Linked DNA regions of Mus musculus: regions 2, 3 and 4 are each linked to region 1. Evidence: chromatin loops called from intact Hi-C (ENCODE). Cell type or tissue: heart. All regions are shown on one strand.

Region 1 (8,000 bases):
TCTTGTTCTGAGAGTAGGAGAGTAGGCGGGAGCTGGCTGGAAAAAGGCGGGGGAGGTCTTCAGCGCAGGGGCATCAGCTGACTCCCCAGGGACTTTTCAGGACAGTGAAACTACTTTGTATATTTGACTGGTGGACTCATGATACCATGCATTGGACAAGATCCATGCAATGGGGCTGGAGAGACGGTGTACTTCAGAGCACCAGACATTCTTGTAGATAACTCAGGTTGGGTTCCCAGCCCCCACATGGTGGTTTGCAACTATATGTAACTCCAGTTCCAAATGATCTGGCCCACTTTTTGGACCCTTGTGGGCACCAGACATACATGTAGTTCACATACATACATGTAGACAGAACACTCATATAAAACTGAAAAATGTAATCAAGAAAAAGGGCCTCTGTGTTCTGGTGTAAGCTGCTTTTCCCACAGGGAGCAGTGACTCTCAAGCAGTAAGTATACCATGTGCTGGGAGTGAATAGTGATGGATGTGCGATAAGCAGTAAGGCGGACAAAGCCAGAATGACCCACTGATGACGCAGGAGAGCTGGACATGTCAGTACAAACTCATGATTAACTTCCTGTGAACAGATGGTTACCAACTAGTACCCATGGATGTATCTAGGCATTGCTCAGGACACACACCTCCATATGCTGCACAGCCATTCCTATCAGCTGAGGAGTCTATCGTTATGATGGTGGGCCCACTAGGTTACATCACCTAGCAATGTCACAGTCACCAATAGGCACACACTCTACGGCACTTGCACAACAGAACTGCCAGTCAAAGATGAATGATTCCTTCTACTCTCACCCCCATGATCTTGCGCCAACACAAGATAAGTTATCTTGGACCCTCATCCAATGCTAGGTCGAGGGCAGGAAACCCCCAAGATGAGCCTGGGGTATCTGATAGTACAGAAAATAAGGAAGTGCTGGAAACTTGTGGTAGGCAGGCACAGGGACAACAGACAATTCCAACAAGGGAAAGAAAACTGGGTCACACACATAGGTCTGTTGTCACAAACACTTTTGCAGATGGAGAGACCACCTCCTAACTTGTAGATCCCTGACTTCAGGTTGGAGGCGCCTGACTAGACCTTAATCCTTTGTATGGGCTGCACATGGAAGACTTCTTTCCAAAGTAAGTTCCTGGAGGAAGAGCAGTGAGTTTTGGTGAGCATACCTGATAACTACTGCCTCTGTGGGGCAGCCAACATCAGCACCAACAGCAGTAAGCTGGTGATGCAGCTCCAGCTCATGACATGAGACATCAGTCAAACCCTGGTGGGGGATGCTGTACAGACACTGGCCCAGTAAGTCTGAGCAGCTGTCTCAGTCAAAGGCGCATACAGCCAGATGCTGACTGAGCACTGTGGGGCTCTGTGCTGAATTCTGCAATAGAGGGAAGGGAAGGGAAGGGCCTTGGGTAAGGGAGGGAAACCAGCTACTAACTGTAACGAGATGAGACAGGTTTCTGTGACTCTAAAACCATTGTAGGGGCTGGAGAGTGGCAGGCATGCACTCACCAGACACGCAGCTCAGTGGTACACGGCTTGCCAAGCATGCGCAAATCCCTAGGTTCAAGACTAGCAAAACATAAAGCAAAGCCTATGTAAAGTGTTCGAGGGGCTGGAGAGACGGCGCAGCAGCTAAGCACACTTACTACTCTACCCTTAATTCATTTCCTAGCACTCACAGAGATGATTCACAACTCTAACTCCAGCTCCAAGGAAAGGAGAGCCCTCTCCTGGCCTCTGTGGGCTCCTACACTCATATGTACGTATTTACAAACAGTAACCCCCCATACACACACACACACCACACACACACACACACACACACACACACACACACACTCTCTCTCTCTCTCTCTCTCTCTCTCAAGATTTATTTATTTTATGTATATGAGTACATTGTAGCTGTCTTCAGACGCACCAGAAGAGGGCGTCAGATCTCATTATGGATGGTTGTGAGCAATCATGTGGTTGCTGGAATTTGAACTCAGGACCTTCGGAATAGCAGTCAGTGCTCTTAACCGCTGAGCCATCTCTCCAGCCCCCCCCCCTCTCTTTAAAAAAAAAAAAAAAAGCTGGAGCTTACCCCTGCCTGAAGCAAACAACCCCCAAACCATATATGTACACAAAACCCTGAAACACACACCTGTAATCCCACCACTCCACTCAGGATGTGGAGGAAAGAGGATCAGAAGTTCAAAGCCATCCTCATCTACACAGTGAATCTGAAATCAGACTGAAGCTTAAAAAAAAAAAAAAAATCTGGCCAGGTGGTGGTGGCCTTTAATTCCAGCACTTGGGAAGCAGAAACAGGTATATCTGAGTTCAAGGCCAGTCTGGACTACAGAGTGAATTCCAGGAAAGACAGGTCTACACAGAGAAACCCTGTCTCAAAACCAAACCAAACCAACCAACCAAACAAACAAACACAACAACAACAATAACAACAACAACATCATCATCATCAGAGCATGGTGGCACATGCATTTAATTCCAGTGTTAGGAACCAGAGGCAGGCAGACTACTGTGAGTTCAAGGCCAGCCAGGGCTACAAAGACCTAGTCTCAGTGTTCTATTGCTGTGGAGAGACTCCATGACCAAGTCAACTCTTACAAAGGACAGCATTTAAATGGAGGCTTGCTTAGAGTTTCCGGGCTTCATCCTACCCATCAGGGCATGGAGCAGGATAGCAGGCAGGCAAGGGTGGTGCTGGGAAGCACTGAGCACTTTCATCCTGATCTTCAGGCAGTGGGCAGAGAGACAACACTGGGCCTGGCTTAGGCTTTTTAAATCTCAATGTCCACCCCCAGCAACAAATACACCTCCTCTCGGAACACACCTACCCAACAAGGTCAGGCCTAACTTTTCAAACCATACCAACTGATGGCTAAGCATTCACATACATGAGCCTTTGTCAGCCATTCTAATTCAAATCACCACAGGTGATCCTGCTAAGAAAACTTACTCCCCCAAAACATAAAGAAGGTATAGTAATCTTTTGGAGGAAGGTATTTTGGCATCGGGGATATATTTGAGACAGGATTTTCTAACAATCTACACTTTCCTCAAACTCCAGGCAATCCCTGGGTGCTGGAACCACAGTACCAAACTTGCTCTGATATTTCCTTTTTAGTTATTTCCTCTCATTACTTTCTTAAATATTAACTTCTCTACTGTGTAAGTGTATGGGTGTGTGCCAAAGCACACATGAAGTCAGGAGTCAGTTCTTTCCTCTACTATGTGGGTTCTGGGTACTGAACTTGGTTGTCAGGCTTGGTGGCAAGTCATTTACCCACTAAGCCATCTAACTGACCAGCCTCACCTTGCACTACTCTTTACTATTTAGTTTACACAGTACTTTAAAGCCACAAGTCAAAGATTTATTATATTATATTTATATATTTTTATGTATGCATGTATGCTATGAGACATGTGTGGGGGTCAGAGTGAGTCCTTTCCTCCTTCCCTGAGGGCCTGAGGATTGAACTTAGGTCCTCTGCCTTGTTGGTAAGCACCTTTATCCTCTGAGCCACAGTGCAGCCCATTTGGAAATTTTATTCAGCTTACAGACATACCACTGAGTACAACTGATGATAACACAGTTTTTGTTTTTGTTCCCCATGGGCAACAACAAAACAAAACATCCCGCACCCCAAATCAGAGCAAAACAAAATCCCCTAGAACTATGGAACTGCAAGGTTGAGGGAGATGGCCTGCGTGCGATTCAAGTTCTGCGGTAACAGTGCAGTGTTAACAAGAACAGGGCACGTGCATGAAGAAACTGAAAGCAAGGGAGAAACAGCAATCCGTTAGCTATTGTTGTAAGTAAGGGTTATAGGTCACTATCGTTCTCCACACCGCTTCAATGTACTCTAAAGATTCCTGAGCCGGGAATACAATGGCTTCATGATCAAAGGACAAAGAACAGGGCAGCTTTCCAGTCCATTACACTTAATCCTGTGGCTCTGAATGTTGGTCCAAAGCACACGCTAGAGCCATCTAGACAGACTGCCTCTAGAGAACATCACTAACTTAAAGGGAATTCTGTGTCATTCTGATTAGGGGACACCTAGCAGTGCCAGGAGATACCTGTAAAGCAATAATCAAGAGGAGATGGCCGCTTCTGATGAACTAGGCAGCAGCTGAGCCCTCCAGACAAAGAGAAACCGAGGCCAAGATGTAGCTAGCACTGAGCCTAGCAAAGTGCTCTAGTTGTGTCCAGTGACAGAGAGCCTTAAAGTCACCCCAGACCCCCTTGGGAGGCAGCTGTGTTAGGGAAGCAAGACTGTGGTTCAGATAAATCATTGCGGTGCTCAGGGACTCAGAAGAATTCAAACTGGCGGAGCAGTGGTGGCACACGTATTTAATCCCAGCACTTGGGAGGTAGAGGCAAGTGGATTTCTGAGTTCAAGGGCAGCCTGGTCTACAGAGTGAGTTCCAAGACAGCCAGGGCTACACAGAGAAACCCTGTCTTGAAAAACCAAAAAAAAAGAAAAAAAGAAAAAAAGATTCCAAACTGGCTCATAGCCAGCCAGGTGCTGTCACTCAAACCCATGTCCCACACTGCAGGGTGCTGAGTTACTACACAGCACAAACACAGCCTTAGGCAGCTGCCCTTCCTGCTAAGCTCTCAATCCCCTTTTAAGAAGAACCAGATAACTTCAGATGCGTTACTGCCAACCTACAGGAGCTCCACGGTGTGCTGGGGCCACCTTGTGGCACACTCGGGCAGCACTACATTAACTTCTATTCATTTCAACCAGGTATCAAGAAAATCTTATTCTTTTACAAAATGACAATGAGGATATAATCAGAAAGGTGGGAAGACAGGCATGTACGCCACTGATGAAGACCTGCAGACTTACTCCTCCTCTGTCATCAACACCAAGCATACACAATGAGGCATTTCTTGAGATGCACAGGTGGTCCGTGCATAGTGCCAATGATGACATTTATTCAATGCAGTTCTGAGGATAATTCTGAACTTCAGACCCTGCTTCTAACTCATGAGTCCTGGGACTATAGATTCCTGTAACCAGGGAACAGTTTTTATGCACTTCTGGGGATGAAAGCCAGACTCCTTGTACATTAGACAAGCACTCTACAACTGAGCTACATCACCAGCCCAGTCAACTGAGGCAAGGTCTTTTTCTCCCCCCAAGACAGGGTTTCTTTGCGTAGCTCTGGCTGTCCTGGAACTTGCTCTGTAGACCAGGCTGCCCTTGAACTCACAGAGATCCATCAGGCATGGTGATGCTGGTATACTCCTCCTTTAATCCTAGCACACAGACTGATCTCTGTGAGCTCAAAGCCAGCCTGGTGTATATAATGAGTTCCAGGAAAGCCAGGGCTACACAGAAAGACCGTGTCTCAAAAATATAACAGAAACAAAAAAATATTTTAAAAAATTAATGGGGGCTGGTGAGATGGCTCAGTGGGTAAGAGCACCCGACTGCTCTTCCGAAGGTCCAGAGTTCAAATCCCAGCAACCACATGGTGGCTCACAACCATCCGTAACGAGATCTGACGCCCTCTTCTGGAGTGTCTGAAGACAGCTACAATGTACTTCCATATAATAAATAAATAAATCTTTAAAAAAAAAAAAAAAAAAATTAATGGGAAGGTAGAAACTGCAGTAAAGGTGTGAAAAGCATACATTAGAATCCAATGGAAGCTTTTAGATCTTCCTTATATTATATGTCACTGAAACAAAATTCACAAGATAGGATCAACCACAAAATGGAGATATCATGGGGGAAGAGGCAACCTGTGGGTAGACAATTAGAAACTACAAATGAACAGAAACAATTTTTTCCACCCAATTTGACAAAATCTATGCAAGAGTGAAGAAACCTCCCCGAAAGGACACCCCACATCCTGTTGAAGGCGGTTTTGAGACACTGAGTGGACTGTGAAAGCAGCATGTGTACAGAGTCCACAGAGCAGCAACATAAAGTCTAGGAAACAGCATGGAGCTAAAAACCATAGGTGTGCAGGTCTGTAATCACACTTGGAAGTAGAGGTAGGAGGGTCAGGAGTGTAAGGCCAGCCTTGGCTACGTGAGACTACATCAAGCAAAACAAAACAACAAATAATAAAACATAAATAAGACCCTAATACATAGGGCTGGTAAGATGCTCAGTGGGTGAGGGCTCTTGCTATCACACCTGACGACCTGATCCTTGAAACTCACACATGGTAGAAGGCAAGACCCAGCACCTGCTCTTAGGAGGTGGAAGCTGGAGGGTCAGTTCACAATCAGCCTTCACTACATAGTTAAGACCAAGCCAGGATGGCTGCATGGAGCCTGTCACAAAAACTAAAAACCAAGAGGATCAATCAAGATCAGGAAATGGAGCAGCCAGTACTGAGTTTGGATCCCCAGTACCAATGGAAAAAACGAGCATGGCAATGTGTGCTTGTAATCCCAGCTCCAGGGAGACCGAGAAAGGAGGCTCCCCAAGGCTTGCTAGCAGCCAGCCTAGCCAAATCAGTCAGCTCCAGGCTAAGCAAGAACAACTTAAAGAAGAAGCAGACACTGGCCTTCGGCGTCCATGGGCATGTGCACACATGTACAACACACACGTAGTGCACATAACACAACAAATGGCTCCTGCCCAAATGATGGGAGAGCCCTTCAATCCTTCCTCCCGGGGGGGAAAAAAGAGGCAAGGTAAAGAACAACTTGAGGGCAGCTGAGGAGCGGGCAGTGAGGACAGGGCAGAGGACGACATTGGTAACCCGAATTCCAGCAAGCTCCTCCCCTAGCCTACTTTGAGCCAGCAGCTTTCCTCTCCACTTAAGCCAGTCCAGCTTTCTTTCTTTCTTTTTTGGTTCTATCGAGACAGGGTTTCTCTGTGTAGCCCTGGCTGTCCTGGAACTCATTGTGTAGACCAGGCTGGCCTCAAACCTGGAGATCCGCCAGCTTCTGCCTCACAAGCGCTGGAATTAAAGGCATGTGCTACCATGCCTGACTCCATCATGTGGCTTTCTTTCTTTCTTTTTTTTTTTTAAAGATTTATTTATTATTATACATAAGATCACTGTAGCTGACTTCAGACCACCAGAAGAGGGCATCAGATCTCATTATGGGTGGTTGTGAGCCACCATGTGGTTGCTGGGATTTGAACTCAGGACCTTCAGAAGAGCTGTCAGTGCTCTTACCCGCTGAGCCATCTCACCAGCCCCATCATGTGGCTTTCTGACACATGCAGTTAACAACGTTAACTCTTCACTACCACAGGTTACTGGCACTGCCACCTCAGCGGTGGTGACTGGCACTGAGAGAAATGTGGGCACAACTCACCTTCCTTCTGTTTCTTCTGTTCAAGTTTCATCTTCTTTGCCAGTAACTTCTTCTCTTTTAACTTCTGGCTACACGTGGGAGACAAAGACAGTGGTTGTCTTAGTGGCTGTTTTGAAAAAAGAACATCTATTTATGCTATCTTTATAACAACACAAATGCTACAGTAACAGGAGCTGAAAGAGATGGCTCAACAGAGGACTCAAGTTCAGTTCCCAGCATCTGTGTCAGGTAACTCAAACTGCCTATAACTCCTGCTCCTCTTCTGGCCCCGATGAGAACTCACGTTCAGATGCACAAATCCACACATACATATAAAAATAAAACAACCTTTTCAAGGCCAGCCTGTGACACATAGTGAAACCCTGCCTTAAAAAAATAGACAAGTGGAGCCAGGTGGTGGTGGTGCACGCCTTTAATCACAGCACTCAGGAGGATTTCTGAGTTCAAACCTGGTCCTCAGAGTAAGTTCCAGGACACTCAGGGCTACACAGAGAAACCCCCATCTCAAAAAGCAAACAAACAAACAAAACATAAAAAACCCCACACATTCAAAAAAACAAAACCAAAAGAAAACAAAACAGAAACACTAAAAATTAAAGGTGTCTTCTGACCTCCACACATGTGCCAGTCCCAGTCTCCCTCCTTCTTTGTATTCTTCCCCCACTCCCCACACACAAA
Region 2 (8,000 bases), 71 kb before region 1:
CCAGCATAGTCTTCTCCATGTCTGCGAGGGACAACCGTGACACCTGCTTCCTTGGGAGAACCAACTGCTCTTGTAGTCCCCATGACCCATATTCTTCACCCAGGAGAACAGGCTGTCCACCTCACATTGCTTTGCCACTGTCTGGCCTCCTAGGTCGGATGCCACAGTGGTTTGCTGTCATAAATAAATGCTCTGTAACTGCCGCAATGCTGAGGTGTTGGGTTGGGTCCAGAGAAAGACTGAATCCAAGAGACCCTATGTAGGGACGGGGGGTTGACTGAGAGCTGGGGTCACCAGTGCAGCCTTGCTGCAGGTTCTAGGTTACCTGGGGCCAGGCCTGTTAAAACTCGCAGCTCCTATCCCACACTCCTCTCCACACCCCCTCCGTCCTCTCAGCTCTGGAGCCTAATGGCTCTTCCCAGCCAGAAACAGATGCCACACCAAGCTCCTCTGTTTAGGGCATCCCTACAGACTGCATAGCACGGCAGGGCTGGGTCACAGTGGCCCCTTCCATCTTCCGTGGGTTACCGGGCCAAGTTTCCAGCCCCTCTGCTCAGGGTCTGAGAGGGGCGTGAGGCTGTGCTGATGGGCAGCTGGATTGGGCACGGGGTTGTCGGAAGTGGATAGAGCTCCTGCCATTTCCCTGCCTTCCCTCACGAGACCCAGGCCATGCGTTGTGCTGCTCTCATGGCTGGTCAGCTACTGCTTCCAGGTTCAGGGTGGGCAGGGCACTCATGCCTTTGAAAATGAGAATCCCAGGAGGTATTCATCTCGACCTTCCTAATGCCGCGGCCCTTCAATACAGTTCCTCGTGTTGCGGCGAGCCCCCAACTATAGCATTATTTTCCTTGCTACTTCATAACTAATTTTGCTACTCTTATCAATCATAATGTAAATATCTGTGTTTTCTGATGATTTTATGCCACGCCCGGAAAAGGGTCGTTTGACCCCCATGAGGAGGTCTCCACCCACCGGCTGAGAACTGTTCTACACAGACTCAGCCAGTGGCTTTCCTGTGGGCTGTGTCTAAATGGCTAGCTTTTCCACAGTATTGGCTCCTGGCCACAGCTCTGCGTCTCCCACAGAGGGAAGAGTGGGGGGGGGGGGGGGATTCAGCTCCTAGTTCGGCTGATGTATTGTTTATATTTTTTTCTAGAAGAATTAAGACAAGGTTAGTCATATACCCAGGATAACCCCAAACTTGTTTTATAGCCAAGGATGACCCTGAACTCCCGATCTTCCTTCCTCTACCTCTCATGTGCTGGAATTACAGGTGTGAACCATGCAGAGTTTATGCAGAGCTGGGAATTAAACGTAGGGCTCCGTGTGTGCTCAGCAAGCACCTTTATTTTTGAGACAGAGTCTCTCTTAGTCCAGGCTGCCCTCAAACTCGGCTGTGGAGCTGAGGATGACCTTGAACTGACCCTCCTGACTCCGTTCTGCATGCCGTTGTTGGCATCACAGGCTCAACCAAGCGGCCATGCCTGAATTCAAATGGTCACTCGCTCAAACCACGCTCAGGTTGGCGATGTAGCTCAGTGATGGGGCAACTGCCTGGCATATGTAAGATTCTGGGTTTCATTTGCAGTTCAGCCAACACAAACGCACACTCAGAAGCTGGGCGTGATGACACACACCTATATCCCAGCATTCGGGAAGCTGAGGCAGGAGGAGTTCAAGTTTGAGGCCATCAATGGGCTATATTGTGTGACCCTGTTTCAGTAAAAACAAACAAACAAAATGAAAATCATTGGAAAAACAACAAAAAACAAAAACCAAACAGCAAACCCCAGTCCAGTTAAGGTGATTATCTAGCATGCATGAGGGCCTGGGTCCCTGGGTCTGAGCCCCAGCACTGTATAAATTGGGCAGGAGGCTGCTCTACAAGAGCCACCACCCCAGTCCCTCAGTAAAGGATTCTAGGCAGGGGCTCTACCGCTGAGCCACGCCCCCAGCCCCTCCCTGGGGGATTCTAGGCAGGGGCTCTACCACTGAGCCACGCCCCCAGCCCCTCATTGGGGGATTCTAGGCAGGAGCTCTACCACTGAGCCACACCCCCAGCCCCACAATGGAGGATTCCTGGCAGGGGGTCTAGTACTGAGCCACGCCCCCAGCATTGCCAGAGTAATTAACTCTTGATTAGGTCTGCTCCACAAAGTTCCCTGCAGACAAGGAAGTCATCTTCACCTGGCATTCCTCCCCCTACTGAGATCTTAGCCTCTTGATCTGATCCCTCTAAATGACATTTTTTTATCCTTATAGATCAAGTGGGACACAGTGGTGGTGGCCAAACTCCAGGTGGAACCTTAATACTAAACTAGGGTGGTACAGTGGTAATCCGTCCCACAGAGGGATGGCACACAGGTCTCCAGGGTTTTAGTACAAAAGCCCTGACTTGAGAGCCGTGCAGCTAGGCCAGGCCCGGGTCCTTTGCTGCCAGTTACGATGAGTGCTGGGGAAAAGTAGAGAGGATGTTTGTTCAGTGTGGTGGTACATCAGGAGAAGGGACAGATAAAGGGGTCCAGTGACTTCTGAAGCAGCCACCATCATCATCAGTTGTGCCTGCTTGCAAGAGCCCACCTCTAGTTTGGTAACTGTGGGTCTTCCCTCATTGGAATGGATAAAGGTCATTTGTATGCAATTCTGCTCTAATTGCACTTGCCTTTTGAGGGGCCTCAGGGAAGTGACTGAGTATATAGGACGTAGAAGGCTAACAGTTGGGGACCCCATCTATGTGACTATGGGGAAGCCATCACCCATGCTAGACTTCTTTGGGGTCCTCCATACTTCTGTCCATTATCCCTCCCTTGTAAGATTGGGAACCTCAGTGACTCCCCAGGGGGAACTTTGGTGGTTTATCACTGGGACTTAGGAAAAGGGGAGACATGAAGCCCACGCAGGGGAGGAATTCTGGTAACACTACCAGGTCTGTCTTGCGGGCACTCGGAAGCTTTTGGTTGAGGGGAGAGGAGGGACTAAGGGTATCATAATCACATGGGATTGGTCTGCCTTCTCCTAATCTCAGCCTTGGCTCACAGAGTGGCCTGGAGAAAACCCTATTGCTCGAGGAGTTAAGCTCGGTCCCATGCGATAACTAGCATTCCTGATGACCTCATGGGGAGCTCCGCTCTCCAGGATCTCTGTTCCTAGATTATTAAGTGGATGCAAGTTTTGGGCTGTGACAGGGGAACCTTGGGCTGTGGCAGCAACAGCTTCTGCTTCCTCCTCTTCCTCCTCCTCGTCTTCCTCCCAGTTGGAGACGTAAGAGCTGAGCAAGGTGCCTGCATTATCTTTGTACCTTCAGCCTTGAAGGTGGCTGAGCTGGCTTAGGCATCACTACTTTGACACTCCAGAAGTAATATGCCCATGTGCAGAGGCAAAGTGGAGTGTGACCCAGCATGCGAAGGGCCCCAGAGCCTTCCAGGACCTGACATCATCGTCTTCGCTTGATTCCTGTGACACTTCCATCACCCAGTGGTGCTTCAGCACTCAGATACCAATGGACAGGATGGCTCATGCCTGTGGCTCCAACGCTTGGGAGACTGAGTCTGTATTAGTTACTGTTCTTGTTGTTGTGTCTGAAAACTGAACAGAAGTCCTGGTGCTGCTGGCTTACGCCTTTAATGCCAGCACTCTTGGAGATGGAGGCAGGCAGCTTTCTGAGTTCGATGCCAGCTTGATCTACAGAGCAAGTTTCAGGACTGCCAGGGTTGCACAGAGAAACACTTGTCTTGAAAAACAAACAAAACCAAGACAACAACAACCAGAAGCAGCCAGGCGTGGTGGTCCATGCCTTTAATCCCAGCACTCGGGAGGCAGAGGCAGTCGGATTTCTGAGTTTGAGGCCAGCCTGGTCTACAAAGTGAGCTCCAGGACAGCCAGGGCTACACAGAGAAACCCTGTCTCGAACCCCCCCCCCAAAAAAAAAAAACAAAAAAACAACCAACCAGAAGCATCTTAAGGAAGGGTATACAATGCAGATGTCATAGCAACAGGATTCCCAGGCAGCCAAGCACACTGCATCTGCGCCAGGAAGCTGTAGTCTGACTCCTGAGCCTCTAGGATGATGCCATACACGTCTGTCTTCCTCAGTCAAATCTGTCTAGAATCCCAAAGACAACCAAACGTTCTTTATTATGGTTATGATTATTATTCTCTATTGTGAGTGCACACATGTGTAAATGCATACCGTGAAGGGAGGTCGGAGAAGTCTGTTCTCTACCACCACGTGGGTTCTGGGGACTGAATTTAGGTAATCAGATTTGGTCACACTCCCCCTTGCCCACTGGGCTGTCTTGCTGGCCCCTCCTAGGGGTTTGTTTCTAGGATGATTCTAAATTTCATCCGGTTGACAAGATGAGCCATCAGGGAGGCTGGAGAAATGGCTCAGCAGTTAAGGGTCTTACTGCTCCTGCAGGGGACTGGAGTTCGGTTCCCAGCACCCACTGGGGCAGGGGGGGCTCACAACCACCTGTAACTCCAGCTCCAGGTGACCCAACCCTCTTCTGGTCTCCAAAGGCACCTGCATATACGTGCCCATACAAGATATGCAAATAAAAATCTTTAAAAATAGGAAAAATAAAAGATTGCTACAGAGACCGCTGAAAAATGGCGAGGTGCAAAGCTTTCATCGTGTTTTTAGTTACCTGTGTGCTCAAGAGAAGATGCGCTGGTACCCCAAGCTCCTCCCCAACCTTTACATCCCTTCTTGCTCCACTGGTCCTCATCTAGAAGGCCTCATAAGTCCGCCAGTGTCGGCCCACCCGGGGGTCCTGCAGCAGCAGCCCACTTAGACTCTTAGTCCCATTCAGTCGGTACCGGGGAGCCAGCTACAGGTGGCTCAACTCCGGGCGCGGGAGCACGCGCCAAAACACTCAGCATGGACGCCTCGAACAAGGGTTCTAAACTGACGCATGCGCACGGCTCGCCCTCAGCCTTGCCTGCGCCTGCATTAGGTCATCCGAGCCGCTAGGGGGCGGGGGCCAGGTGCTTACACTGATTGGCTGCGGCTGAGAAATCCGGAAGTGGTCGCGCTTCGGGGCTCTGTTGGCGGAAGGAGACTGTGGGTTGGTGTCGGGGAGCGAGAGCGCGGCGCTAGGATGAACGCTCCTCCGGCCTTCGAGTCGTTCTTGCTCTTCGAGGGCGAGAAGAAGTAAGTGGAGGCCGGCGGAGGCGGGGACGGTTGCATAGGAGCCTGCCGGCCGTCAGCTCCGCTGGAGCGCCGCACTGCTCCTGTCTGGGGAAACCGAGGCGGGAGGCGGGCTTTGCTTTGAGTCTTCCGTGCTGCTCAATGCGAGTCTGCCCAGCTTCAGGCAGCGGCGCGAAGCACTGGCGCGTGCATGCATTTTGCAGTGGGAAATCGGAGGCTCTGGGACATGGAGTGTCTTGCTCCAGACACTTGGTTCATGATGACAGCTGTGAAGGGACAGAGACACAGCTCTCTTACACTCCTCAGCAACCTGAGGGTTTCTCCTAGATTTTCAGGGATCCCGACTTAGGCCAAACCCGGGTTCGTGGCTCCACGCTAAAAAGAATTTCAGGACTCTTCGGTTTAGTGAAGCAGGATTGGTGGGTTTTTAATTAAAGATACTTTAATATGGGCTTAAGCAGGAGGGTTCAGAGGAAGAGAGCGCTAAGAAAGTAAGACAGACGCAAGTTGGGTCTGTGTGCATTCAGAGAGCAGGGGGAAGTACTTTGCACTCGAGTGGCTACAGGTTTAGAGATTAAGCATCTAATTGTCTTTTGGAGGTAGGGTTTCTCTGTGTATCCTCCTTGACTGTCTTGGAACGAGCTTTGCAGACCAGACTAGCCTCAAACTCAGCGATCCACCTGCTTCTACCTGGGATTAACGGCCTGAGCCACCGGCTCTGGCTTTATGTAATTGTCTTAATGGTAGCCAAATACACTCTTTTGATGACTCAAAGTTTGCTACGAACCCTTCTCTCTTGTGTAACCCTTCTCTCGTGTGTGTGCCCCTTCTTGGAAGTCAGCTTAGTCTCTATCTCAGTGGGAAAAAGGTATGGAGGTGTGCTAGGAATCGTTTGTGAACCCCAAAAGATCATTAAGGAGCCGTTTCCATTAGGGTCTCTTTATCACAAGCTCGGGCTTGGGCTCTCCTCCAACCCAACCCTGACACAACAGGACAGGAAGAGAAGGCAGAGCAGCCTTGAACCCAGGACAAGGTTTTCTAGGGAGTGGGAGTGACGGGGTATGGAGCTTGGCAGGTATCTAACTGAATGTCTGTTGTAAGCTGACAGGTGGTGCTGTGAAGGGAGATGAACAATCACAAACTATCTGAAAGTAGATCTGAAGCAACCAGACTAATCTTTGATTAACTGTTGCTAGGGAGTAACTCTGGGGTATGGGCCAAGGGACAAGCCGTGAGGTCCTTCCTGGTACTTGGTTGCATCTTGGGTTCTGCTGTAGGTCAAGTTCTCAGGCTTTTTTTGCGGGGGGGGGGGGGGGTTCAAGACAGGGTTTCTCTGTATAGCCCTGGCTGTCCTGGAACTCACTTTGTAGACCAGGCTGGCCTCAAACCCAGAAATCCGCCTGCCAATGCCTCCAGAGTGCTGGGATTAAAGGCATGCACCACCACGCCCGGCTTTTTTTTTTTTCTTTAAGATGGAGGTAGCAGGTCCCAAGATGGAGTAGATTTGGCCTCTCAGAGGTATACCCCAGTGGTAGATTGCTTACCTAGCATGCACGGGGCTCATTTCATCCCTGTATCAATCAGTCAATAAATAATGAAGTTCTTCAAGATCCTCCGAGTTTGCCAGTACAGTGTACACTGCAGACCTGTAGCCGACACTGCTCATTCCTAAGAGGCAGGGTTTTGTGATTGACATTTGATAGCTACTTCAGCCTTCCTTGGGGGCATATTCTCAACTGAGAGCCCGGTTGTTGTCCCATGAGCAAGAGCATTTGGCCATCTGGAAAAGGTTCTGGTTGTCCCAGGCACGTTGGTATTGGCAGCGGGTGGATAGCAGCAAGGGATGCTGATAACAACCCTTGGTGCAGTAGACAGGCTCCCAGAAAAGGACAATCAGGTCCAAAACATCCATGTTCTGGGCTGGCAACATGGCTTGAGCGCAGGCACCCGCAGGCAAGCCTGATGACTTGAGTTCAGTCCCTGGGACCACTATGGTACCAGGAGAGACCTGACAATTACAGGTTGTCCTCTTATCTCAGACAGGCGTGGACAAAGTAAGAAAATATTTGTGTACCGAGTTTGAAAAAAGGAGCAATCCTTAACTGAGCGGTGGATTTTAATCCACCTTTAATCCCAGCACTTGGGAGGCAGAGGCAGGGGGATCAAGGCCAGCCTGGTCTACAGATCAAGTACGAAGAAATGTAGTCTCAAAAAAAACAAACAAAAACAAGGACTGCTAAGTCCATGCTCCCTGGTATATAAATAGGAGGCCATCACAGGGGAGAGGCGGTTCCTTGTTAGCATTTATTGATTGATTGATTGTCATGCTGAGGACTTGTGTGTAGATCTGAGTTCTGCTTCCAGTGTTTCTCCAGGGGCATGGGAAGTGGAGACAAGCACAGTGTGTCCATTGGCAAATGAGATTCTACCTTAAGCAAAGAGAAAGGCCAGGGTGATGGCTGAGGTGTTTCTCTATCCTCCTGCCTCAGCCTCCCAAATTGCTGGGATTACTGGTCTGAACTACCAGGCAGGCCTACCTTGTTTATTGTTTGGACGGTGGGAGTGGTGGAGATGAGACCCAGAGACTTACACATGGGAGGTTAATGGTTGGCCACTGAACCATGCCAGAGCTCTGAGTCCTTTACTGGTGAGTAGACTGAAAAAGGCCTCCCAGGGCTAGACCTGTAGCTCAGTGGTTGAGGGCTTTGCTTAGCACGCTCAAAACCCAAGGTGCAACTCCAGTAGCCATTGGGGATAGATAGTAGGGCTTGCAGAATGATAGACCTGGGCCTACCTTGATTGTGAGGGGCCTTGGGGGTTAAGTGTCTCCTGGTCTCTCCCCTGTACCCAC
Region 3 (8,000 bases), 140 kb before region 1:
GAAAGCCTCTCCTGACTCCCTTCCACTCTGTGTCTGTCACCTGGGTGGCAGTTCCTCTGGAGTCAGGGGCAGAGTTTTTCCCCTGGGCTTTGTCTTTTTTCCATGAGCCCCTGGAGTGTCTTGGTAACTGCCGTTAGGGTAGGTTATCCCGGTATACCTGGACGAGGTGCCTCTCTAGCTGGCTCCAAAACAGAGGGAAGGGGGACTGGGGAGACACTTTAGTGAGCGAAGTGCTCCCTGCACAGACAAGGACCCAAATTTGAACCTCCAGCACTCACGTAAAATCCAGATGTGGTCGAGCGAGTCTGTAACCTAACTCATGGGGAGTGGCAGGAGGATCCCTAGAATCTGTGGCCAGCCAGTCATTAAAGGTTATAGTCAAAGACCCTGGCTCAAAAAGGTAAGATAATGTTGGCAGGATGGCTCAGTGGGTAAAGCCTCTTGCTACCAAGCCTGATGACTTGAGTTTGATCTGTGGGACCCACATGGCAGAGAGAACTGTCTCATGCCAATTGTCCTATGTCCTCCATATGCACCCCGTGGCATGTGCACCCCGCTTCCCGCCCCCCAACAGAATTTTTTTCTTAGAGGTAAGGTATAGTGATAGAGGAAGACACCCAACCCAACCCAACTTCCACACAGGCATATGCATGTGTGTGTGTGTGTGTGTGTGTGTGCACGCGTGCGCGCACCCCCATATACCTATGCACTACATATTTCATGTAACAAATAAAAAAGAGGACAGGTGAGGAGATGAGGGGATAGGCTGACGGGTAAAGATTCTGGGGAAGGGACACAGCTAGAATGTGATGGCCTCTGGTTAGGGATGTAACGTCGTCCCCCCCCTTTCTTCTCTCCCCTGCAGCTCCAGCCTGTGGTGGCCCGAGGAAGCTCCTGAGCAGCTGCGGATTGGCTCCTTCATGGGAAAACGTTACATGACTCACCATATCCCCCCCAGCGAAGCTGCCACACTGCCGGTGGGCTGCGAGCCTGGCCTGGACCCCCTTCCCAGTCTCAGCCCGTAGCCTGGTCTCTGTAGCTTGGGCCTGGGGTGAGGGGCAGAGAGCAGATGTGCAGGTCCTGTGGGGTGGGGGTGGGGGTCTTGCATCTGCACAGCCCCTTCTATCTGCCTGGCTGTTTTATTTCTGCTTTTGCCCCTCACTAGGCTCTGTCTGTAAGTATGCTTGCAGGTGGTCAAGGTCAGCTTGGCCAACTTAACCTCCTTCATGTAAGGCTAGAGGAGGTGGCCAGTTCATCTTCACCTTAGCCAGACTTCAGAGAACGCAGCAGGACGGTTGACACAAGCTACGATCCCCACACTTGGGAGGCTGAAGTAGGAGGGTCATGTACTTCAGGCTAGTCTGGGATATCTGGCAGGAGCAGGTCTCAAATGAAACAAACCAAAACAAAACAAAAACACACAACCCGGTAGGCAGCCTTGTTGGGCAGTCAGTAGGTTGGGCTGGGCCCATCATGAGTTATATGAGGTTCAGGCCACCTTCCGTCTGACCCAACAACCAGGGGTGGGGTGCAGTTACACAAATACCACTTTCGTCCCCCTCGCTCTTTCTGAGGATGGGTCTCACCAAGTGTACTGGTTAGAGAGTGTAAATGGCTATTAATGACAGTCGGCTACCTAGCCCAGCCCCTGTGCACACAGAGAGATGGTTCTGCACACTTCTCGGCTCACTCAGCATCATTTATTGTGCATCTGGCATTCTGCACCACATACAGTGTTAGACACGGCCTCGGGGAAAGCTGATTGTAACTTTGGAGGACTCTACCTTGCTTTGAATCGCAGACTGACACCTGTCCAGATGTGGGATCTATTACTGCTGGGGAGATGTCATGCTCTCAAACTATCCTCGGAGTCACTCTCCCAATTACCATAGTGGGCTCTTTGAGACCCACTGTACACTCGATCAAAGGAAAAGCTCTCCAGGACAAAGCCAGTGGTTCCTGCCATCACCATGCGGGGGCGCCCGCGAGTTGTAGCCCCGTGGCAGCAGGGCCTTGCGCATGCACTCCAGTTTACTGCTCCATCTGCATTCCTGTCCTGTCAGGGGTCAGGGAAGAATGTATTTCCGACTCATCCAGGCTGAGCCTGCAGAGGTACCAAATTTTCTTTAACGGCGACCCTTGCCTGCCCTCACTGTTCAGCCACCCTACCCCATGTCCCACGGGGCTTGTCTGATCAAGCTTTTTGGAAGTTAATAAATGTTACTATGGCAGGAGTGTTGCTCAGGCTGGCTCTGCGACAGGAGCATATGGTGGTGCTCTGGCGCTGCCTCTTACGGGTCCTTTGATTGCCGCCAGTTTGTGCTTTGGAATAACAGAGAAACGTGCTCACTTTTCAGAATCAAGCGGCCACAGCCACTCTCCCTCCTGGCACAGGCCTCAGTGGCAGATCTTTATCAAGTCGGTGAACCTCTGCCTCTGAGTTCTAGTCCCCATCTTGCCGAACCCCCAGCATGCAGGTGACCCCTAGAGGTGTAGATAGAAGCTGCACCCAGCCAAATGCTCCAGTGGCCAGAGAAACGTGCGTGGAGCAACTTTTGAAATTGGACCAGATGAGAGCAGAGGGCCCTGTGGACCAGGAGAGGGCTAACCTGCCTTGGCGTTGGGAAAGAGATACTCGGTCCCCCACACCCACACAACTTGTCCCAGCACCCGTCCTTGTTTCCTTGACCACTGGTATTTGCTGAGTTAAAAGATGAATGAAGGGCCTGTGAGATGCCATCAAGTCGACTGACATGAATTCATGAATTGTTCTCACGTGGGAGGAGAGAACCAGTTCTGGCAAGTTGTCCTCTGACCCTGACCTCTACAAAAATAAGGCACGTGTGCTCCCCCCAAACCTCCCCATCCCCTTGTCCTCTGCACCCCGACACCTGCAAATGCAAGATAATTAACAGGTCTTTATTTTTCAGGTGTATTTTAAATTTTATTTTAAAGTGTATGATTTAAGATTTATTTTAAAGAGCTAAAGGTTCAGCTAGACTTGCGAAAGGATCCCCAGACTTTGTGATCCTGGTGCCCCGTGGCTTGCTGTAGGTACTTTTACAGTCTGTGGTGATTCCCGCCGCCGCCACACGGGGGCGAGAGTATGCCTTTGCAATCTCTACAAAGTCCTGAAAGGGAAGAAAATGGAAAACAGCAGGCTTGGCCCGCATGGGCGGAGTGGGGTGGAGGGGATGGGGTCAGGGTTAGGGTGGGAGTGGGAGAGGCAGTGGGATGTCAGTTGGGGCCCCGAGGCTGGAGAATTGCTGTGATTTTTTTTTTTTTAAATTACTGTGATTTTGAGGCCAATACTTTAGAGATGGATGGGGAAACTGGAGGACTGGGAGTTAAAGACTGTTGTCATATTTACAGTCTGAGGCTCTGCCTCAAAAACACAAAATTAAACACATGCACACAGGAATGAGAATGGAGATCTTCATGCACCTAACACCAGGGAGAGTTCCATCACATTCCCAGAAAAAGGAGTTCTGGGGGTGCGGGTGGGGGTGGGGGGTGTCGTGTGTGTGTGTGTGTGTGTGTGTGTGTGTGTGTGTGCGTGCTGAGACAAGATCTTGATATGTTCGCTCACTAGATCTTGAACTCTGTATGTTCCTTTCTCAACTTCTAGAGTGGCAGATATGCAGGGCATGTGCCTGGGGACATCTCCCCACCCCAATAGAAAATAACACAGCCTTCTTTAAAACAAAAAAAAAATTTTAAGCTTTGTTTGTTTTATGTGTATGAGTGTTTTGCCTGCATGTCCGTGTGTGCACTGAATTTGTGCCTGGTGCTCGCAGAGGTCAGAAGAGGGGGGTTGAGCTACTGGGACTGGAGTTATGGGCAGTTGGGAGCCACTGTGTCGGTACGGGGAGTTGACCCAGCACCCTCTGCAAGAGCAGTCAGTGCTCCTGACGGCTGAGCCATCTCCCCAGTCCAGAGACTTGTGTCAGTTGTTGTTCAAGTTTCATGAAGGTGTTACCAACAACGGAGGGGGAATTTACGTCCCTAGCCCCTAACATCAACACAGAGACCAGACGATGGCTGGGGAGGAGGCTACTAGGTGCTTGCTGCCAAAGCCTGCCAAACTGAGTTTGGTCACCAGGACCTACATGGTAGGAGGAGAGAGCCTCTGATTTCCACTCACTGGCACACCCACACACATCTCACACACACACACACACACACACACACACACATACACACGCACATGCACGCGCCACCCCACCCACCCCACCCTACCCCCACCATTGCCCAAGACTCAAGTCTCAAGATGGCAGGCGGAAAGCTAACCATGTGCTATCTTGCTGTGGCTTTTCCCTTCTCCCTAGGAAGAGAGAAGGAGCAAGCAAACAGAGAGCCTTAAACTCCACAAAACTAGTCGGGCGGTGGTGGCGCACGCCTTTAATCCCAGCACTTGGGAGGCAGAGGCAGGCAGATTTCTGAGTTCGAGGCCAGCCTGGTCTACAAAGTGAGTTCCAGGACAGCCAGGGCTACACAGAGAAAGCCTGTCTCGAAAAAAAAAACAAAAACAAAAAATCCACAAAACTTTCCAAAGCACAGCATGGTACATTGGCACAGCGTGCTACTTGCAAAATGGCTGGCCGGGAAATGTGGACGGGGTGGCTCAGACTGTAAAGCCATTTGCCGCCATAGCTAGGAAGCCTTGAGTTTGATTCTTGGAACCTGGGTAAAGCTGAAAGGAGAGAACAAGTTCACATGGTTGGCGTCCGATCTCCACACACACGCAGGCCACTCGGTACCCTTCTCTCCTGCAGAATAATAGTGATTTGAAAGGCAGGGATGCTGGAGCAAGGGCTCAGCAGTTAAGAGTATCTGCAGCAGCCGGGCGGTGGTGGCGCACGCCTTTAATCCCAGCACTTGGGAGGCAGAGACAGGTGGATTTCTGAGTTCGAGGCCAGCCTGGTCTACAAAGTGAGTTCCAGGACAGCCAAGACTATACAGAGAAACCCTGTCTCGAAAAACCAAAAAAAAAAAAAAGAGAGAGAGAGAGAGTATCTGCAGCTCCCAAGCTTGCTTCCCAGCACCCACATCAGCACCACCTGAAATGCAGCTCCGGGGGAGCCAGGCTGTTTATGGTATCTTTGGGCAACCACAAACACATGCACAAATGTACACGTGCGCACACACACACACACAAATTTTTAATATTTAAAAATATTTTAAAAAAACAAAACAAAACTGATCCCAGTGTTATTGCACACATCTTTGAGCCCAGGAGGCAGAGGCAGAGGCAGAGGCAGAGGCAGAGGCAGAGGCAGAGGCAGAGGCAGAGGCAGAGGCAGAGGCAGAGGCAGAGGCAGAGGCAGAGGCAGAGGCAGAGGCAGAGGCAGAGGCAGAGGCAGAGGCAGAGGCAGAGGCAGAGGCAGAGGCAGAGGCAGAGGCAGAGGCAGAGGCAGAGGCAGAGAGGATCTCTGTGACCTTGAGACCATCCTTGTCTACATAGCAAGTTTCAGGGCAGCCTAAGCAACCTAGTGAGACCCTGGGTACTGGCTGGTTTTGTGTGTCAAGTTGACACAAGAAAGAGTCATCAGAGAGGAAGGAGCCTCAGTTGAGGAAAAAAGCTTCCATGAGATCCAGCTGTAAGGCATGGCCTTCCATGAGATCCAGCTGTAAGGCATGGGAGGGCCCAGCCCATTGTGGGTGGGGCCATCCCTGGGCTGGTGTTTATATAAGAAGGCAGGATGAGCAACCCCTGAGGAGGGAGCAGTAAGCAGCACCCCTCCCTCCATGGCCTCTGCATCAGCTCCTGCCTCCAGGTTCCTGCCCTGCTTGAGTTCCTATCCTGACTTCCTTTGGTGATGAACAGCAATGTGGAAGTGTAAGCTGAATAAACCCTTTCCTCCCCAACTTGCTTTTTGGAGATGGTGTTTCATTGCAGCAATAGAAACTCTGACTAAAACACCCTGTCTAAAAAATTGAAAATAAAATAAAAATTTAAGAAGCTGCCTTGCTAGCACAGCCCAGCTCACAGGCGTTCACTGTCACGGGCTCGCTGCTGTGCCAGCCCTGCCAGGACTCTGACACCACTGTGGGATTACATGGAGGAATGAACTAAATACCAAAGGACAGCCTGACGTGCCAGACATGCCTGACGAGAAGCTGGAGATGGCTGTCCACAATACTAGCAGCTCCTGTCAGCCATGAGAATGTTGATTTAATATATGCTAGGCACTGGTGGCACATGGGTGTTGGCAAATTCCTAATGTTTCATGAAGTTAGATCCCTCCCTCAGGTCATCTGGAGGCCATCGTCAGAAGCCACCCACTGGTGATCTCCTGCCCTAGGCTATGCTGGCTGAGGTGTCACAGAGGTGTCAGTGGTCCTGCCCAGAACAGTTAGCTGATGCTGTGCTGGGCCCCATCAAACCCTGAGGGGACATTTTGCCCCAGAGTTCCACACAGCAGGAGCACTAGAAACCTTGGGATGAGTCTCTAGCACCAACCAGGTTGTAAAGAGGTTTTTTACTTTGTTTCTTTGGACGTAGCAGGACAATGTCTTACTTACTATGTAGCCCTGGCTGGCCTGGAACTCACTATGTAGACCAGGCTGGCCTTGAACTCAGAGATCCCTGAATATCCTTGCCTCTTGAATGTTGGGATTAAAGCTGTGTGGATCATTTACTTTTGTTCTCTTCTTGAGACAGGGTCCTGTGATTTTCCTGCCTCTATCTCCCAAGTGTTAGGATTAACTACCACACTCAGTGGGAGGAATTTATGTACTTACTATTCCTCTATTGTGCTGCTGGGGTCTCTACTTGGGCCCTCATATATGCTAGGCAAATGCTCTACCACTGAGCCACATCCCCAGCCCTTTACTGGGGAGAATTCTAGGCAGAGGCTCTAACCACTGAACGACACCCACAGTCTCTCACTGGGGGATTCTAGGCAGGTGCTTTACTGCTGAGCTATGTCCCAAGTGCCAAGAACGTTTTATTAAAGGATCCCGGAGGACTCTATATAAGGAAATGTCATGACACCCATTGACCCATAGCTTCATCGCTCATCAGTCAAAAACAAGTTCTTTGTGAAAAAGGAAAAACATCCAGGATTGGGGGTTGTGGGGAGGTGACTGCACCGTGATTCATCACTCAGCAGAGCATAGGTGTTGGAACACAGGGTGGGAACAGACCTCAGGCAACTCCCTCCCTCTCATCTGCCTGTAAAGGCCCTGGGCTGAGTCTGGGGACACAGATTCAGTCCCCAGAACCCACACGGGGAACAGAGAACCAACTCCTAAAAGTAGTCCTCTGACCTTCATACACATTGCTAGAGCATGTGCATGCCACCCTTCCTCCAGCACACACATGATAAATTAGTGCAATAAAACTTGTCTTAGGGTCTGGAGAGAGATAGCTCAGTGGACAAGAAAACTGGCCCCTCCAAAGGACCCTGATTTGACTCCTAGCATTTACATGGTGGCTCATATCCATCTCTGACTCTAGTTCCAGGGGATCTGATGCCTTCTTCTGACCTCTCTGGGTACCAGGCACACAGGTGGTACCCATACATACATTCAGGTAAAACACCCATTCTCATATAATAAGATAAAATTTAAAACTATTTTTGAGGGCTGATGAGATGGCTCAGCAGTTAAGAGCGCCGACTGCTCTTCCAAAGGTCCTGAGTTCAAATCCCAGCAACCACATGGTGGCTCACAACCATCCATAACAAAAATTTGATGCCCTCTTCTAGAGTGTCTGAATACAGCTACAGTGTACACACAGATAATAAATAAATAAATAAATAAATAAATAGATTAAAAAAAAAAACTATTTTTGAGCTGGGCATGGTGATGCACGCCTTTGATCCCAGCACTCGGGAGGCAGAGGCAGGCAGATTTCTGAGTTCAAGGCCAGCCTGGTCTACAAAGTGAGTTTCCAGGACAGCCAGAGCTATACAGAGAAACCTTGTCTCGAAAAAACAAACAAACAAACAAAAACAAACAAAAAACAAAAACAAAAAAACCTATTTTTGAAGGCA
Region 4 (8,000 bases), 51 kb before region 1:
CGGTCTGGGATGTGGCCCTCGAGTGCCCTGTTTTATGGGATCAGTCACATAAACATCTTCTTTATAAAGCTCCTCCCTACTGTCCTCCTTGCTGGCCTCCTCACCTCTCAATTATTTTTATTTTTATTTTTATTTATTTATTTATTTATTTATTTTTGTGTGGCACAGGGAATAGAATTCAGGGCCTCACACGTGACAGGTGAGGTTTCTACCACTATACTACATCCACAGCCTCCTTTCTACCTTTAAAAAAACTAAAACAGTGGTTCTGTACCTGTGTCATGTCGGGGTATGCGCGTGTGAGTGCAGATACCCACAGAAGCTAAAAAGGGCATCAGATCCCCTAGAGCTGGTGTTACTGGCAGTTGTGAACTGCCCATGGGAGACACTAGCAACCAAACTTCAGTCCTCTACAGAGCAGCAAGCACTCTTAACCAGGGAGCCATCTCTCCAGCTCTTTCTATCTTGAGATCAATCAATCTCATGGAGTTTCCCAGGTATCTTTCCATTTCTCATCTCCTGCTGAGCACCAACCTATGACCCAAACCTCCCACTGCCCGTTGGCCCAACACGTACCCTCCTCCCGGGCCGGCTCAAAGGCACAGGCCCACAGCTGGGTCTCCAGGTCCTTTGGGCTGTTGTTTCTGCTATGACACTGCAGGAAGTGCAGGGGTTCCAGGTGTAGGGCAGCCTGTGGGGACACAGGTGGTCACGGTTGCCCCCTGGCCTGCTCCCTCTGGCCTGCTCCCCCTGTCTCGTGGGGAGCTTACCTGCCCTCCATCAGCACCCATAGGACTGCCCTCAGCCTGAGCAGGTGGGAGAGCACGCACTCGCTTGCTGGGAGGAAGGGTGACTGGGTCTTTACCTGGCCGTTTTGAAGCCACCTCTCTGGCCTGTGAAAGGAAGGAGACTTTAACCATGTGACCATGCCCTAAGGTCCCTCCCCTGACTACACACTGAACTATACACCCTCTCAAAGGCACGGAAAGCAAGAACTGGGCCACAGGGGGACCTTGCTCCGTGTTAGGGCTGGGCACTTAAAATGTTCTCCGAGAGCCTAAAGGTTAAAAGGCTGGGTTAGCAGACTATGGGGCTACTCTGGAGTACAGTGAAGGTGAGGAGACTCAGGCATCCCTTGAAGGGGGCACTGGGACACTGGCTCCCCTTTCTCTCTTTGGTTCTTGATGGCCACAAGATTCACAGCCCATCCCCATAAGAGACACAATATGAACAACCTTAGAACCAAGGAACTATGGAGTAAAACTGTAAACCCAAACCAACCTTTCTTCCTTGTAAATCGATGACCTCATGTATGCGGTCACGGCAAGGGAAGGCTGACTGTTCTACTTGGGCATCACCTGAGTTTATGCAGAGGGCCATCTGTGTTCTAGTGCAGAAAGACCCAGGGCTCTCCCAGCCATGTGGATGGAACCGCTCACCCTGAACTTGGAGGCACCTGCAGCCTGGGGATGCTCCACGGGGACCTTAGCGTCTTGCACCTGGGCCCCACCTGAGGCCACCAGTTCCTCGGCGATCATCCGCACCTGGGTGAGGCCAGGCCATCAGCAGGCAGAGCACAGTCTCGGGTGCCCCTCCCCCTCCCCAAATACCTGCTCACAGGGAGCTTGTACCTCTCCATAGGAAATGACCCAGCCAACCCCCCACAGTGCCCCAACCCCTCACAACCAGGAACTTCTCCAGGACAACTGAGAGTCAGGAAAACCAAACCCCTGTCATGACGCCCCCCAACCCCAGTCTCCATGATGTACCCGCCACTGCGTGAACTCGATGAGCGACTCAGGGCCGTAACACACATCCCTGACTGCAGACCTCATGAAATCAGCCCGCACCTTGTCAGTTTCCTCCTCAGGGCTCACAGTGGCTATGAACTTCTGCCAGTGAGCTGTGACCTGCGGTAAGAAAGACCAGAACCGTCCCCGCCCAGCCTGGGTCTCCAGGCTACACACAGCACCTCCACCCTAACTCCTCCGGCTCACACAGTAGACTGACTATACCACCTTCTAGAAACTACTCAATATCTAGTAGCTAGACTTGAAATCAGTCTGGTTCAACTGAACATGGTGGTGATACCAACACTTGGGGGGCTGAGGCAGAAGAGTCCTAGGCCACCTGGGCTATATAAGCAAGAAAGAGCATGTGCCAAAAACCAGCTCACTGTGAGTCTAGCTTCGCTGGTGTCCTGCTGTGCTTGCTGCATACCTTGGAGACAGGGTCTCCAAACACAGAAAGAAAGGAACAAAAAAAACAGACTCACCACCTCAGACCTGAGGCTGTCTGGGCAAGAATCTCTGTTACACAGCTCCAAAACTCCACTTCTGTCCCACTCAGTACCCAATTGCTATGACCAAGGACCCCACCCCCACGCCATCATCCTTACCCTGTCCATCAGCTCCCGATCTAGATTCTCCACCTGTGAGCAGGTGGAGGCCGTGTCCTTGCCATTCACCTTACGAAGCTTGGGCAGGAGAAAGGAGACTTTGAGGTTGTCACTGACCTAACGGAAGAAGAGATAACAGAAAGCCAGGAAGGAGTAAGGACGCATGCCTGGAATCTCAACGTTTGGGAGAGTACGGTAGGGACGTTTCAAGTTTGATGTTGGTCTGGGTTACAGAGCAAGACTCTTTGCCTCAAACAAGCAAAACAACAAAAACCCAAACGGAGTGGGTATGTAGCTCAGGGGGCAGACTGCCTGCTTAGCAAGCACAAAGCCCAGAGTTTGGTCCCCAGCACCGCATAACTGGGCTTTGTGGAACATGGTCAGAACTCAGGAGGTCAGAGGCAGGAGGAGCAGAAATTTAAGGCTATTTGCGGACCCACAGTTAATTTGAAACCAGCCTGTGCTACATCGGACCCAGTCTCAAAACAAAACGGAAACGGGGGGGGGGGGGGCGGGGGGGGGAATGGAGCCTGAGTCTGCCCCACAGAGTCCTGGTCCCTCTCACCGTCAGGAAGGGGTTGCCTTCCAGATTGAGCTCCTCAAGTTCTGGGAACTGGTGCAAGGCAGTGACATCCCCGAGCTGGTTGTTGGTACAGCGAAGGATGCGCAGATGGGACAGGCCCAGGTTAGCAGGCAGCGTCTCCAGCAAGTTGTTAGAGAGGTCAAGTTCCCTCAGCTTCTTCAGGCGCCCCAGGAGATTGGGATCCAAGTGCTCTGAGAGCAGCTGCAGCCCCGACAGACTGGGGTGAGGGCAGAGAGCAAGAGAGCTGAGGGAGCGGGCCAGACCCTCCCATTAATTACCCCATCTGTCCCAGAGGGATTTCCACCAACAAAGTTCTTGTGCAAGCATGAAGCTTGCTTTAGACTTGGCTAGCCTGAACTATGTAGACTAGGTTGGCCGCAAAACTCAAGAGATCCCATCCTACACAACTCATTGCGTAGTCCAGGAAAGCCTTGAACTTAACTCTCCTCCCCCTACCCACGTGCTGAGATGACAGGCATGTGCCACCCCTTGGGAGCTGTTCAGGTGTTGATAGGGATGGAACCCTAGGGATACTCAGGCTCTGTGCATGTCTAGTAAGCAATGTAGCAACTGAGCTATGCCAACTGTTCTAGCCTTCTCACTTCCTAACTTACCTTTCTATGTATTACAGAGTGTCTATGTATCTGTGTGTGGTGTGTGGATAGGAATGGGCACAATCAAAGCGTGATTAAGGGGGTCATGGTTTTAGGGAGCTGCTTTGCTCCACTGTCTGGGCCCAAGGGATTGAATTCAGGCTTGATGACAGACAGGCACCTTTATCTGCAGATCATTTCTGTGGCCCATCTTCCCTCCCTTAAAGAGTACTTTGTTGCCGGGCAGTGGTGGCACACGCACGCCTTTAATCCCAGCACTTGTGAGGCAGAGGCAGGTGGATTTCTGAGTTCGAAGCCAGCCTGGTCTACAGAGTGAGTTCCAGGACAGCCAGGGCTACACAGAGAAACCCTGTCTCAAAAACAAACAGGCAAGCAAACAAACAAAACAAAATGACTTTAGAGCCCAAGACTTCCAAGTTCCTTCTTGTTTTTACTAGTTCCTGCTAGCCCGTTCCGTGCTACACAGGATCCCTCAACATCCCTTAGTATCTCATCAGTCTTTCCACTCCGCGCAAGGCTAAGGGCGTTCGCTCCAAGTTTATCTGACGCCGGGCGTTGGCTGCCAATCTCCCACATCTCCGTTTGGCGCGAGATTCGACTGGGGCTCGAATCCCGGATAACAGAATAACCCGGGCAGGAGGAGGAGACGGAGGGGTCTGAGCCTTGCATTCCGCCCATCAAACCACCCTGGCGGGGAAGAACCCCACGCCCCGGATCCGCTTCAACCCCACATGCTCTTACTTCAAACTCTGAATCTTCCCCAGCTTATCCGTCTTGGGTCGCCCACGTTGCAGGAGCAGTTGCGGCGTGAGAGGAGCCATGGGTGGCCGAGGGCTCAACCGAACCCGCGCCTCCACGAAGTCCGGTCGCTAAGGCCCGCTGCCGGGGAGCCCAGGAGGTGGCGCACAACAAACCCTTTGCGAGTCCGTTGCGACCGGAAGGAAGTAGAACGCCAGCCTTACGCCCCACCTCCTGCTTCTGCGATGACTACAACTCCCAGCGGCCCCTGCGTCTCGCGCCTGCGCTCTTAACTGATCGGAGGACGCGATGGCGGCGGCGGCTGAAGTTTCTCTTTTGCAGGAGTGCGGCTGTAAGGGCATCCGGACCTGTCTTATCTGCGAGAGACAACGCCACAGGGACCCGCCCTGGCAGATCTGCCTTCAGGTACGGACTAGGAAAAGAGTCATAGCCAGAAAATCTATTCATCTTAATGGGAAACTAAGGCCCAGCTTGCCTGTAAAACAGCCAAGGACCAAAGCCTCGCGGTAGGTGAGTTGTTTGGAGCGCTTATATCTTCAATATTCACAAAACCCAAAAGGTGGACCAAGTGCCATCGGCTGATTAATGGAAGGGCGGGGAAATGCTGGTGCACGCCGAGATCTCTGCATTTGAAAGGCAGAGAGGCTGGAGAACGGACCTCAGCCGCCCAGCAGGTTTTAGGAGTTACCTTGGCAGTAGGGAAGCGGCTGTCACACATCATCTCTGTGACTTTGGGGGGTGAGGGGTGGGGGTGGGGGGCAGTGGTAAATAACTTGGACTGAACGGGTCTGGTTTTGAGTGAGCTTCCGGAGCACAAGGGAGACTGCATGGAAATGGTAGGGAGTGCTGAACACTAGGCCGCCTGTATTAGACAGGGAATGAGCGACTTAAGACAGCACAGGCAGCCGGGCAGTGGTGGCGCATGCCTTTAATCCCAGCACTCGGGAGACAAGAGGCAGGTGGAATTCCGAGTTCGAGGCCAGCCTGGTCTACAGAGTGAGTTCCAGGACAGCCAGGACTACACTACAGAGAAACCTGTCTCCAAAACAGGCTTTGATTTGGGGGAAATTTTTTTGGGAAAACAAACCTGTATGAATCAGCTTTACAGCCGGGCAGTGGTGGTGCATGCCATTAGACTTAGCACTTGGGATGCAGAGGCAGGCAGATCTCTGTGAGTCCCAGGCTAGCCTGATCTACATAGGGAGTTCCAGGAAAGCCCATCTTGAAAAACAAAAACAAATCTGTCTTACAAGATACTAATAGGATCAGGAGTCAGGTAGGCCAGGAAGAATGTTAAAATGTTTCCCTTCTAGCTCTCTGTTGACCAGGCTAACACCTTCCATCAAAATGGGCAATGGATGGATGAATGAATGAATGAATGAATGAAAAATAACTTCAGAGCATTTGTATGGCCCTGGCAGTGCTGTAGCAAGTTGCTGGGATGCATAGCCAGGGGAATGCTTGAGTAGAGGCCTGAGATAGGAGCTGTGGGTGGCTGAGGCGACAGACACTTAAAGAGATCAAAGGGGCCTGAGCCAAGTTTTTTGTTTTAGTTATTTTCTTTAGTTAGAGGCCCCAGGGCGCCCCCTCCATAAGCTAAGATTGCAAGCATATGTCACTATGTCTGGATCATGGCAGCATTCAGAGTGACCAAACACCCAAGTGTTTATTATATCAACTGGTGAACTGAAGAGTGGGCAGTGTTGGTGCTGGCTTGAGGGAGGTCAAAGATATCTACATAGCAAGTTTCAAACCAGACTAAATAAAAGCCTGTCTCGACAGGAAAGAAAGAGGCAAACCATAAACTAATAAGAGATTTTTAAAAATCTCGGATATCCATGCAGTAGATATAACCTTAGAAAGGAAGGAAATTCTGACGCGAGTTCCATATGGATTCACCTTGAAGATGTGCTGCTAAAAGAAGGAAGCCAGTCTCTAGCTGGAGGCGTGGTCTGGAGATAGTGCACCTGCCTAGCACCGCCCAGGCTGGAGAGATGGCTCTACACTTAAGAACACTGACTGCTTCGGGCGTGCTGGCGCAGGCCTTTAATCCCAGCACTCGGGAGGCAGAGGCAGGCGGATTTCTGAGTTCGAGGCCAGCCTGGTCTACAGAGTGAGTTCCAGGACAGCCAGGGCTACACAGAAAAACCCTGTCTCAGAAAAAAAAAACCAAAGACCTAAGTTTGCCTCCCAACACCCAAGTCACTGGCGCCCTCTTCTGGCCTTGGAGGGCACATGTGCATGCCACACACAGATTCAAACATAGAAAGAAAGAACTGCCCTAGTGAGGGGCTTGGGATGGACCTCTGTGGTAGAGTGCTTACCTAACATGCTAAGGCCTGGCTCATGTAGCCCAGGCTGGCCTTATTCACTATATAGTGAAAGATGACCATGAACTCTTAATGGTCCTGAAGACCAGGATTACAGACCTCTGCCGCCACACAGGTTTTTTTGCAGTGCTGGGGAAGGAACCCATGGCTTCATGCATGTCGGGCAGGCCTATACCATCTGAGCTACAGCCACAGATTTATGATGCCCTACATTTTATGTACATTGGTGTTTTGCCTGCATGTGTGTCTGTGTGAGGGTGTTGGATCTCCTGGAACTGAAGTTAATGGACAGTCGTGAGCTCTCCCGGTTGGTTGTCTGGAAGAGCGGCCAGTGCCTTTATTCGCCGAGCCTTCTCTCCAGCCCTAAGATGGCGTTTCTACTACTGCATCTCTTAGTCTCAGAGGAGGCAGGAGCAGGGCTGAGGAAGACACACATCTGTGGCTTCCAATAAGCATTGGCCAGCCCCTGGCCACCCAGACCACAGCCTTACGGTTAGCCCTGCTTCTCAGACTCCTGGTGCAGGCTCCTGTCCTTTATCTTTTTGCTCCTGAGGGGTCGGTGATAGTCACAGTGCCAAAGGAATAGTGCCCACATCCCCCAGCCTCAGGCCAGGTCCTCAGAGAAGAAAAACACAAATGAGAGAATGAGAATCCCATGCCCTGAGGCCTGAGGCCAGGTTCAGGCTGCATCGCCCCTGCGACTCCAGGCTCCTCTCCAAGTTGCTTTAGTTCCAAGAAGAGCATCGGAATCCCAGAGGCTCCTGGTGGGTCCCGGGCACATGTGGCTATTGTGGGTCTTTGCTGGTTCCAGGGCACTTCTGTTTGGGGTGTATGCGTGTACAGGTGTATGTGTATACAGGTAGAGGGCAGAGGATAACCCAGGTGCCCACCTTGGTGTTTTGAGAGAGTCTCACTGGCCTGGAATTTTCTAAGAGGCCAGGCTAGCTTGCCCTTGGTCTGACCTTTGCCTCCCTCCCCAGCTCTAGGATACAGGCATCCATGACCACACCCAGCTTATTACATTTGGGTTTTAGGGGATGGAGCTCAGATCTCTGTGCTTCTTGCAGGTTAAGCACGTCAGCAGCTCACCCACTCTGCCCCATCTCTGTCTTTTACAGAAAAAATGCTGTTTCCTCTACTGCCCAGACACAGGCTGGGCCGCAGGGGCCGAGGGCTCTGACTTGGAGGGTTGGGCATTCCCCTTCCCAGGAGTGACACTGATACAGGACTTTGTGACCCCAGAGGAAGAAGCTGAGATGGTGCGTCTGATGGACTGCGACCCCTGGAAGCTCTCACAGTCTGGGAGGAAGAAGCAG

The links. A loop is a pair of places that touch in the nucleus more often than their neighbours do. Peaks named below come from ENCODE experiments on the same cell type or tissue, not always from the same donor. Only the 100,000 strongest peaks of a DNase experiment are listed, where the experiment ranks them.
Region 2: it touches region 1 in a loop (2.6-fold over the local background); 6 of 42 quality-filtered maps call a loop at or near these places.
Region 3: a loop joins it to region 1, with 4 times the contacts of the local background. A loop is called at or near these places in 3 of 42 quality-filtered maps.
Region 4: it touches region 1 in a loop (5-fold over the local background); 22 of 42 quality-filtered maps call a loop at or near these places.

What each region holds. Positions count from the first base shown.
Region 1 is chr5:136,182,230-136,190,229 of GRCm38, forward strand. It overlaps Prkrip1 (Prkr interacting protein 1 (IL11 inducible)), which reads right to left. Exons shown (of 6, transcript NM_025774.3): 5 at 7,323-7,390. Among named protein-coding and RNA genes, the nearest start is that of Prkrip1, 13 kb to the right of the region's middle. In heart, a CTCF peak has its summit at 4,728 (motif pointing left); a DNase peak (open chromatin) is centred at 4,707.
Region 2 is chr5:136,111,654-136,119,653 of GRCm38, forward strand. It overlaps Rasa4 (RAS p21 protein activator 4), which reads left to right. Exons shown (of 21, transcript NM_133914.3): 21 at 1-207. Polr2j (polymerase (RNA) II (DNA directed) polypeptide J) reads left to right here and starts at 5,038. Exons shown (of 4, transcript NM_011293.2): 1 at 5,038-5,152. The coding sequence starts at 5,100. In heart, no CTCF peak of the experiment used is centred here; a DNase peak (open chromatin) is centred at 4,978; H3K4me3 peaks cover 2,368 bases; H3K27ac peaks cover 1,424 bases.
Region 3 is chr5:136,043,070-136,051,069 of GRCm38, forward strand. Upk3b (uroplakin 3B) reads left to right here. Exons shown (of 6, transcript NM_175309.4): 6 at 866-1,924. The coding sequence ends at 1,025. Among named protein-coding and RNA genes, the nearest start is that of Upk3b, 8.6 kb to the left of the region's middle. In heart, CTCF peaks have their summits at 1,976, 2,481, 3,071 and 3,272; a DNase peak (open chromatin) is centred at 3,112; H3K27ac peaks cover 253 bases.
Region 4 is chr5:136,131,536-136,139,535 of GRCm38, forward strand. Lrwd1 (leucine-rich repeats and WD repeat domain containing 1) reads right to left here and starts at 4,539. Exons shown (of 15, transcript NM_027891.4): 1 at 4,337-4,539; 2 at 2,964-3,198; 3 at 2,399-2,515; 4 at 1,770-1,910; 5 at 1,440-1,544; 6 at 771-893; 7 at 577-691; 8 at 1-27. The coding sequence starts at 4,416. Alkbh4 (alkB homolog 4, lysine demethylase) reads left to right here and starts at 4,610. Exons shown (of 3, transcript NM_001347492.1): 1 at 4,610-4,759; 2 at 7,803-8,000. The coding sequence starts at 4,643. In heart, CTCF peaks have their summits at 4,488 (motif pointing right) and 6,583 (motif pointing left); DNase peaks (open chromatin) are centred at 4,576, 6,606 and 7,986; H3K4me3 peaks cover 2,656 bases; H3K27ac peaks cover 1,591 bases.